Linked DNA regions of Homo sapiens: region 1 is linked to region 2. A link is a contact called in ENCODE Hi-C or POLR2A ChIA-PET data. All regions are on one chromosome and are shown on one strand. The core of a region is the stretch at or near the end of the contact, and the rest is flanking DNA. Distances in the headings are between cores, read along the strand shown. Region 1 overlaps EBF1 (EBF transcription factor 1). Region 2 overlaps EBF1 (EBF transcription factor 1).

Region 1 (5,649 bases), core at 157-2,656, 210 kb after region 2:
TGGATACAGAAATGCTAAATGATCAACAAACATAGTTAGCTCTGAACTCAAATGAATGTTTTTTTCCTTTCCCTTTCATTGAAGAGAGGGGAAAAAAAGCTTCACATGGCTTCCTTTCCTTGACCTACAACAAATTCCATTAAACCTCAAAAACAATGCTTTGAGATGCTAGAGGATGCAGACAGGAAACTGAAGAAAGACTTTACACAAAAGTTAAAACGTCTTTTTCGGAGGGAGTTAAGGAAGGGTTGTATCTTGACAGTGAGAGCTCATGGCAACTGAGAACATAATTAGATTTGAATGTCATGTAGTTGTGCCTGGGATGCATAGCACATCAAAACAGATTTACTGCTCAGAGTAACAGAAATGTGCAAATGCCATTGGCTGGTAAATAATTAATGATTGCCCCAAAGTTTACAAATGCATAAAATGCCCTACAGATAAAATTCCATCATATTTTCAAGTTACTGAAAATTAGCTTTTTTTCTGGAATAAATATCAGTTATCTGTCCAGGATTGATTCCTCTTTAAGACCAAAAAAGTCTTCATTCTACCCAACGACCTCCTACACCCCTTTGTCTCCTGGGACATCTAATTTATGGGTGTTTAATGTAATAGGGTAAGCTTTCCAAAAATGGTGTAATAAAAATGGGCTTAGATGTCATCACTATTATTACATCTGTTATTATAATATGTAGTGTTTGCAGTGAAAACCAGGCTTGCATCTATATTTCATTGGCATCCATACATTGAGGCCATCTTGAAATTTGACTCAAAGGACTAAAATTCAACATCAAAAAAACTGCTTCAAAGGGATATTCAGCATTGATTTTATTGGGCTTATTTTGGGGAGCACTCAAACTATGCTTTTTTTGACTTGTTGGCCCTAAAATGCAAGAAGGGTTAATCTTGATTGCAAAATCAAGAAACAAAGATACAGGCCTATTGTGCAATAAACAGCCCACATTTCAATGAATAAGTAATATTTCTCACAAACCCAAGTTAGATAGTGGATTTATTTAACCTCTTGGGGTCAGGTAATAAATACTAAGTGAATTATTCAGCCCAATGGCTAATCAATACAATTCCATGATATATTTTTTGTGTTTCATAAAAGGTTGTACACTAAAGGCAGTGAGCAATTATGGAAATTGGGCCAGAGCGCCTCTCAATTCCTCTCTGGCTTGAAACCCCAGCAGGCCACCTTGACAGCAAATCGATTAGTGCTCCAGTGAAGCGGCTCAGTGACCCCTGACCTGCTTCCAGCGAGGCCTGACAGAGGAGAGAGTATTTTATATTTATTTTATTGAATTAACTCCATCTTGCCTGTACCATCGCTTTACACACATTAGGCAGCAAGCTACAAGCTACTTCATTGTCGTTGTTTTCCATTGCTCTTGCTAACCAAGCCCCACCCCTTGCCCTGCAGATTTCTTTGTCCTGGTTTTCCTTTCACTTTTGGCCTCAATGCAAGATTTCAATCCACCCTGAGACTCATGATGGAGCTCCAGGTAATAAAAACCAAGAGCAAGGCACAAGATCCTGCTGCCTGATGCTTCCTGCCTACCTTGTCCAACCAGGACAATGCCCTATCCCCATTTTTCCCCTCATGTTGAGAAACAAAGACCAGTCAATAAAAATCTGGCTTCACATGGTGCTCTTTGGAAAATATATGCAAGAGAACATCAAGGATTAGGGGTATTTCCTACTAGAAAATCAAAAAATAAACCAGAAGCCACTGGTTTTCTCTATTTTTGTGGCCTAATTACATTATTGACTGATTGAAGCCATCAGAAACAGGGGGAAAGAAAGAGAAAGAAAGAGAGAGAGAGAGAGAACGAGAACCAAGGCAGCTGAGTTTAGACCACCATTTCATCAGGGGAGCAATAAATCCAAAGGCTCATCAGCCATCAGTGACTGAAAGCTTACAAGAAGGGAAACATCTCTAAATCACCAAAAATTTTCTGTTTTACTTCTGCTAAATGGAACATTGGTAAAAAATAAAAAATAAATAATAAATTAAAAAAACACCAAAATAAGTGAAAAGTAAATGCCAGGAAGAAACCAAGAGTTTTAAAGTCAGAAAATCTATTTGGCAGCTCTAGATGTTAAATGATACCAAAGGTTAAGTTATCAGCAGAAATTTGACGTTATAAATCACAGGATTGAAGGATCTTGGACCATATTTGAAGGAGGCAGTACAGAGTGATGGTTTCATACTTAGAGGCTGAAATTAAACTACCTGGATTCAAATCCCAGTTTTTCTACAAACTAGCTGTAGACTTTGTACAATTCATCCAACCTCGCTAAGCTTCAGCTTTCCTCACCTATACATAAGGATGACAACAGCTGTTGTCACATAAGCAATGTTGACTGACATTATCATTTTTATCAGATCCCAAATTATTTTATATGGGTAGGCAAGAAATCACTTTTCAGACTTGTTTTATGAATGGAGAGGCTGAAGAATGTGAGGAAACAGAATTTGCCTTCCAAATTATTGCCCTTCCCAGGGTCATGCATGCACAAAAGTATTGTGATAATCACTCACTCCCTTAAAATCTCCTTTTGGGGTTCGAAGGACCTTGAACTTTACCATTAAAAGATTCAGTCCTTGGGTTGATCTCCCCAAAGATTTAAAAGGGAAGTTCTCCTTTCCTGACCCCCAGTGGTGGGGGACATGAAACTATTTCACTCTATTCATATCACCTTGCCTTTCTCAGGAGAGACTTGGTTCTTAGGGAATATTGGCTTCATGGGTGCAGAGTAAGGGATAAAGTTTGTGATGCAGGATAAAAGACTGAAGACAGTGATTGAGAGATCAGAAGAGAAGAATTTCAGAGTTGCACTTCAACTGCTCAATTGTCGCATCAGGGATGGGTTGGCACTTTTAGATACCTTGCTTCTGATAAGAAGATCAGCTCCTCATTTACAGATTCAATGCCATCCCCATCAAGCTACCAAGGACTTCCTTCACAGAATTGGAAAAAACTACTTTAAAGTTCATATGGAACCAAAAAAGAGCCCACATCGCCAAGTCAATCCTAAGCCAAAAGAACAAAGCTGGAGGTATCACACTACCTGACTTCAAACTATACTACAAGGCTACAGTAACCAAAACAGCATGGTACTGGTACCAAAACAGAGATATAGATCAATGGAACAGAACAGAGCCCTCAGAAATAACGCCGCATACCTACAACTATCTGATCTTTGACAAACCTGAGAAAAACAAGAAATGGGGAAAGGATTCCCTATTTAATAAATGGTGCTGGGAAAACTGGCTAGCCATATGTAGAAAGCTGAAACTGGATCCCTTCCTTACACCTTATACAAAAATCAATTCAAGATGGATTAAAGATTTAAACGTTAGACCTAAAACCATAAAAACCCTAGAAGAAAACCTAGGCATTACCATTCAGGACATAGGCATGGGCAAGGACTTCATGTCCAAAACACCAAAAGCAATGGCAACAAAAGCCAAAATTGACAAATGGGATCTAATTAAACTAAAGAGCTTCTGCACAGCAAAAGAAACTACCATCAGAGTGAACAGGCAACCTACAACATGGGAGAAAATTTTCGCAACCTACTCATCTGACAAAGGGCTAATATCCAGAATCTACAATGAACTCAAACAAATTTACAAGAAAAAAACAAACAACCCCATCAAAAAGTGGGCAAAGGACATGAACAGACACTTCTCAAAAGAAGACATTTATGCAGCCAAAAAACACATGAAAAAATGCTCATCATCACTGGCCATCAGAGAAATGCAAATCAAAACCACTATGAGATATCATCTCACACCAGTTAGAATGGCAATCATTAAAAAGTCAGGAAACAACAGGTGCTGGAGAGGATGTGGAGAAATAGGAACACTTTTACACTGTTGGTGGGACTGTCAACTAGTTCAACCATTGTGGAAGTCAGTGTGGCGATTCCTCAGGGATCTAGAACTAGAAATACCATTTGACCCAGCCATTCCATTACTGGGTATATACCCAAATGACTATAAATCATGCTGCTATAAAGACACATGCACACGTATGTTTATTGCGGCATTATTCACAATAGCAAAGACTTGGAACCAACCCAAATGTCCAACAATGATAGACTGGATTAAGAAAATGTGGCACATATACACCATGGAATACTATGCAGCCATAAAAAATGATGAGTTCATGTCCTTTGTAGGGACATGGATGAAATTGGAAATCATCATTCTCAGTAAACTATTGCAAGAACAAAAAACCAAACACCGCATATTCTCACTCATAGGTGGGAATTGAACAATGAGATCACATGGACACAGGAAGGGGAATATCACACTCTGGGGACTGTGGTGGGGTGGGGGGAGGGGGGAGGGATAGCATTGGGAGATATACCTAATGCTAGATGACGAGTTAGTGGGTGCAGCACACCAGCATGGCACATGTATACATATGTAACTAACCTGCACAATGTGCACATGTACTCTAAAACTTAAAGTATAATAATAAAAAAAAGAAGATCAGCTCCTCTCTCAACCCCTCCAAGCTTCCTTATCAATAAGGACCACTGCCACCATCACATTTGCCACATCAGCCATCCTCTGATCTCCTAGGGAAAGAGGACTGGGGTTCAAGTCAATTTGCAGGGACTGTTTCTGCACAAATACCCATACCTAGGTTCGTGTGCAGTGCCAGAGTGGCAAGAGAGGCTGGCTGCCAAGGCTATTTTTGAAGAACTCACCACACTTCTCTGGGATACTGTGAAGGAAATGTCTTGATTTTGCCCCATATCTTTCCTTGTCCTTTGCAATCCCAGAGATTCAAGACCATTTCATTTCTTATCTCGGCAGTCCTTTCTCCCTAAACTCACGGCCCACCATCACCATGACAGACAGCAAAGCAATCTCACCTTTCTCTTTAACCTATAAGCTTTATGGCAAAAAGATAAAACACCATGGGAAACAGTGGAGGGAAATGAGGGGGGAAACCCACCCTACTCTGACCTTGCCCTGCCTTCTCCATTCTGCATTTAGGTAACAGCCCAGATATTTTACACTTTTAGAACCAATGAAAGAGACTTTTTATGTATACATTCTCCAGTCGAGATGGACCTACCTACTCATATCAAAGGGAGACATTAAGACTCACGGTCAAAACAACTTAAAAAAAATCAAATGCAGGGTGGCACTAGTATTTCCATACAGGAGGAGAGTATGGGGGTGAAAGAAATTAGCAAAGAGGCCATGCCTCACAGCAAGCAAACACACATTAACTTAGACTGCATTTAAGAAGGCCAGTGGGTAGCTGATAGAGACTATGGAGAGTGGGGATCAGACCTCATTCCTAAGCCATTCCTTGGTGTAGTGCTGATCACCTCATAATATTTGCGCTGTTTTGGGCTGCCTGACCTATTAGCAAGACTATCAACAACACTTTGAAAGTTCCCCTTGATCTAGTGTCTGAGCACCTAATTGCTGTGGAAGTCTCAGAAATTCCACCCTAACTCTTCCCAGGAGGGCTAATGGGATGGGGTAGAAAGAGATCCTGGTTCAGATGCCCACTAGCTGTAGGATCTCGGACAAGTAGCCTCTTTCCTGGGCCCCCATCTACAAAATGGAGAGGCGATTTCCTTCCAGGATAAACATATGATTCAAAG
Region 2 (5,169 bases), core at 1,263-3,762:
TATAATTACAGCCAGGAGATGGGCCCAGTGAGTCTATCATCAGTATTTATTCTTCAAAATACTTTGAGTGTGACCAAACTCCACTATTGTTTTTATTTATCTTGAAATCTTGGCACATTTATGTTTTATGTTGCAGTCTTTATTATAACTTTGAAGGGAAATTTAATTGATTTGTATCTGATGCCCACAAAAGCTAAATTTCAATCATTTTCCATTTTTAAAAACTGAGTATGTTTTAAAGAATCTATCTTCAATCTAAAAAAATAAGTAGGACCCCAGGTCAGAGCTCATGAACACTAACATGTTTATATTCTAAAAACTCTTGACTAATAGTTCCATTGTTTTTTTTTCCAAATAAATATGAAGGATGCACATATTCAAAACAATAACAAAAAAAAAAAAAACTAGATCTAAAGAATACCCTACTGGGGACTTAATCCCACTCCTGGAAATGGCTCCTACTGGTGGGTGAGCTCTAGAACGTGCTCACATTTCTCTAGTCACCATGGAGGAGGCAAGTCCTCCAAAAGCCCAAAAAGGGGAGAAGGGAAAGAAAAAGAAGAGAGGAAAGGAGAAAAACACATGCACACCAAAATAAAAAAATACATATATCCCCTTTAAAAAAATGAGCATTTAAACTGCTTGTCAGATGGTTTCCTGACAAAGCCACTAGAGTGTATTCACAGGCATTTGCATAAATGCTGCCTGTGAGTTCACCATAGCTGCAAGCGCTAATGGTACATAAAGTAATTTAGTCACTTCTCCCGGCATTCTATGTCAGAATGATGAGCACGGGCACTTTGCCTTGTTGCATATTAGATCATTAGATAATAAAGTGTTAGCGCATGCAAGCTGACAGGGGCTCTGCACCACAGTGTTGTGAGGGCACCGCATTTTGCCACAGGGGGAAGAAACAGAGAAACTGATGCCACAGTTGGCCTTGAATTCAAGTAAACACAACCTGGAACTCAGGGGAACAACAATGCCAATAGCAACACTCCTCAGGCCCCTCAATGACTCCCCAGAACACAGTCTTCATGAACTTGCCCAAATGACTGGAAGACAAGGCAAGTACACAGGGTAGCGCTGAACATAGCCTTGTGGCAGCCACTCAGCTCCTTTCATCCCGAGCTCATGCTTTTTCAAAAATTGGAACTGAGAGAGCAGTTACATTTTGAGGCTGCCTGTCTCCACGACTGTACATCTTCCATAAAGCTATTGCTTAAAGAAGAAACCTCACTAGGCTAAATGGTCCCATAAATATCCAGCCAAAGAAAATCTTGGTATTTATGAATGAAGAGAAAGTACGGGGGAAGACCATTTTCCACGATCTATAGCATGCCAGGATTCACTATCTTTGGACCATGCAAGAGTCTATGAAATAAATTTGCCTTTGTCAACTCTCATACTTGAATTACAGGGTCATTTATCAGAGCACAGGGGTTTGCGAGTCCATGGGTCACATAAGAAAGCCCATGCATGAATGTAAAGCACGATCTCTGTCTCTACTTATACACAGAAAGGTGAGCCACAAAAGGAAACTTCCTCCAACAGTCTGACAAGCAGGATATAAATAGAGATTTGCAGAATAGCCCAAAATAATTCAGGCTACCTGTAAATTAGATGGTAAAAAGTCCAGAATGGGGGAGAACGTAGGTTCCCACAGGTCACAAGAGGAGAACATGCTTTGCCGTCTCACCATGCGGTAGCTGTTTGAAGGCGGTGGGGGGTGGGAGCGGAGACACAGAGGGATGAGGGTGTATGATTCTCAAAGTCTTTTAAACAGAGCATTTTGAAATAGGACTTTTCAACAGCAAAATAAAGTATTACCCTCACATCAACATGAATTAGCATCTAGGTCCACTCCCACACATTACCAATGAAAGAGTTCAATAGTCATCCTTTGCTGAGTAGATATTTATGTGTCAGCCTGAAGTGTCTAAATGAGTGGGTGGTTTTGTGTGGTTGGTTGACTCACTCTGCAGAGAAGCAGATTTCTATGCTATTGTCATTACTAAGAATTTGAACATGTCTACCCTTTCTTTCCACTGGAGAGAAGTGAAATAAGGCTTCGGTGAAGGCAAAGCCCCTTGCTGAAGGAAATAGGACATACCTATGTCCCCAAGGATGGCCAACCACTTACACAGTGAAATGTCACCATTTTTTGAAAAATATAGTAATATGGCCATCTGTGGACTCATAAACTGAAGCAGGTGAATAAAATGCTGACTTTAAAACTTAGAATAATATGACACCCCAACTGAAATATTAACACTCTTAGAAGAGGGAATATCTGAGCTGGGAGGAAGCTTAGAGCTGTGTTGATCCAGAGGTCTCAAACTGTTGACCTGTGGCTGCATTCTTCCTAAGTGGCTTTTTTCCCCCTCTCCTCCCTTCAGTGTCCAAAAATTTTGTAATTAGTTACCAACAATTAAAAATTCACTGTTGCCAAACTGGAACATCTGGCCCCACTTGGGCTCTCATTCCCCTTAGCAACAACTGGCTGGGGCCGAGGGGCACCAGAGCGTGTACTTGCCTGTCTTCTCAGCCTCCACCCAGCCCACTTCCCTATCTACATTACCTGCCCCCACCCAAAGCACAGATTTTTTTTTAAACTCTCCTACAGATCATCACCTTCATTTTAACAAGGAGGAAATCAAGGATCCCAAAAGCTAAAGCGATTTGTCCAAGGTCAAATAGAGGCCAGAGTGAAACTAAATTGAATTTGGGGTTCCTGGTACCTATTTCAAGACCTAGTCCTTTATCATGCTGCAAAATAACGTTACTGATCCTCATTGCCTAGAGGGATCCTTTAGAGAAGGCTATATTCTATGTTTGCTTTTGGTTTTTGTTGGAGGGATAATTTGCCTGGTGTCAGGAGCTTTCTCACTGGCTTCCCAAGAGCAGAAATAGGAGCTGGGTGTGGCCTGAGCATATTTTGAAAGTGTGAACCCAGATTTCAAACTGACAGTCAAGTCTGTCACCAGACTGGGCAGTACCTATTGCAACTAACCACCCACAGTCAAAAACATAACTTCAATCCTTAAGCAGCACTCTCCAAATCATGCCCACTGAGTATTTCCCTAATTTTTTCTTCCTCCTTTCACCTAAACACCTCTAGTCACACAATGCCTTAAGTGACTCCAAGGGTATTATAAAGACAACATTACTGTAAAGTGAGGATCAGAATAATTTTAAGTACAGAAATGGAACTAGGAATGTAATCATGAGCAGGTGTTTGAAATGGCCTCCTGCAAAATGTAATATCCATCCATCTCAGCACTAATGAAACCATAAAGAAGCAGCTTTTGAAAGATGATGGTTTACTTTAAAAAGACTGTAAAACTGGATGTGGTGAAGAATCCCTTCTAAGAGCATTACATCTGGCTAATTAATAAAAAGTACAGTTCGTGTGTTCCATAAGCACAGGGGAAAAAGCCAGGCAAAAATGATGAGAGTGGCGTGTTTATTAAATTGGGATGCTGGCAGAGAAGGGAGTTTTCTACCTTGTAAATTATGGGCAACTCCTGGCCCATGGAAAAAAGCAGGCAATCAGGTGATCATTTGTGTGGTAGTGTTCTGAAAAGAATCTTGCTGACCCTAGCAAACTGGAAAGGGAAGTGAGGGAAATGGGTTGAGAGTTTGAGGCAATTGAAGAAAGTCTAATATGGTGACTGGTATCCAGCAGAGCCTCAGTCACTCATTCTTGGATGGACGGATGGACGGATGGATGGATGGATGGATGGATGGATGGATGGATGGATGGATGGATAGATGGATAGATGGATAGATAGATGAACGGATGGATGGATGAGTGGAGAGGAGGAAGAGTGGATATATTACACACACACATGCAGCACTGAAAAATTCAGGCGTGCCCCTAACCCAACCCATGGTTCTTCTGAGTGGCATTCACTTTCCTTGATTCAAATTTTTATCTGGTTTCCTTCAGTCCTCTCAAAGGCACCACTGATTAGCCATAATTCTCAAGACAAATGGGATTTCTCCCTACCAAAGTCTACTTACAGACAGCAAGTTCTATCACATGGTGAAGAGGTAAGAGTTAGGTACAGGGCACAGGAGGGACATTTGGTCTGGGCTTCATATTCAGAAAGCACCTCCAACCTCGACATTGAACCTGATCTCCAAATGAAGTTCAACAGGTGGTCACAGAGATACACCAGGAGGGTGGTAAAGAGGATGGGTTCATTATAAAACCTCAATGGTCAATTATAAACATGTCAAATATATCACAATTTTAGTGATACCAAATTGTGTGGCCTTTCCTTATTTTTCCCTTGGATTGGCCTTTCCTTATTTTGTAATCCAGTGGGAGCTTAGAATAAAGCAATGGTCCAGGCCTCCTTCTTTCTCTCAACCTGAAAGGAGGCAATATCAGCCATTTCCAGAGTAGAGAGTGGTCCCACAAGAAAGGTGGGCCTCAGAGATATTTTCCTGTCTTTAAATATTTGCCACCATATGTTGAAGAGAAAAAACCCTAGAGGACCAATCTTATTCAAAAAGACTTTTGAAATTTGAAACAGAATAGAACATGTGGTGGAGTGGAAGAAAGAAACCAAATATATTCACAGTTAAAGTAGCAATGCCAACCAATGAAAATGATTCGCCTACCATGTTCCAGATAAGAGGGCGTACCTTCCGAGGGGTCAAGCCTCCGAGCCCTCCGCCCATGCTTGGAATTATTATGGACAAACATGTTATCAGAGACTGCCAGGACATGGCCATCCACATTGACTGTCGTAGACACCACGACCTGGAGACATAAGAAAGAAATGAATGAACATTTTAATATAAAAGCGTGGTGGGTAATAAACTCAAGTTAAATAAATAACAGCTGGGAGCTGAAGAAAATTGCATAGCTATTTCACATAATAACTGGTGCTTATGCTGTACAAGTCTAACAAGAGGAGCTATTGATGAGTGGGTCTTTGGCATGGAACGCTTTTGATGCAGTTTTAAGTAAAATTGCACAGTTTATAGTTATACAGCAGAAGGTACACTGTTAACCATAATTTTAACAAGAGGATCTTTATTAGCATATTTTTTTACACAAGGGTGGTTGTGTTTCACCTAAATTACCCTTCAGTTTAGACACTGAAGCATATATCACAGTTGATCATGCAAATAAAAATCTTTTGAATCTTTAAA

What was found. A loop is a pair of places that touch in the nucleus more often than their neighbours do. ChIA-PET counts read pairs that join two places held with the same protein, here RNA polymerase II (POLR2A). Pooled maps may share reads with other maps.
Region 1: a pooled map shows a loop between it and region 2 (2.3-fold over the local background). The contact joins two enhancer-like sites. A Hi-C loop is called at or near these places in 7 of 37 single-sample maps with no recorded cell type and 2 of 50 pooled maps. POLR2A ChIA-PET finds 5 or more read pairs at or near these places in 1 of 52 experiments (MCF 10A).

What each region holds. Positions count from the first base shown.
Region 1 is chr5:159,033,310-159,038,958 of GRCh38, forward strand. The region is part of intron 6 of EBF1 (EBF transcription factor 1); the gene reads right to left. Among named protein-coding and RNA genes, the nearest start is that of EBF1, 64 kb to the right of the region's middle. Within about 2 kb of position 1,407, at least 2 of the 41 ENCODE cell types and tissues checked have a DNase peak (open chromatin) inside an H3K27ac peak, as active enhancers do.
Region 2 is chr5:158,818,544-158,823,712 of GRCh38, forward strand. It overlaps EBF1 (EBF transcription factor 1), which reads right to left. Exons shown (of 16, transcript NM_024007.5): 8 at 4,633-4,774. Among named protein-coding and RNA genes, the nearest start is that of EBF1, 280 kb to the right of the region's middle. Within about 2 kb of position 2,513, at least 4 of the 41 ENCODE cell types and tissues checked have a DNase peak (open chromatin) inside an H3K27ac peak, as active enhancers do.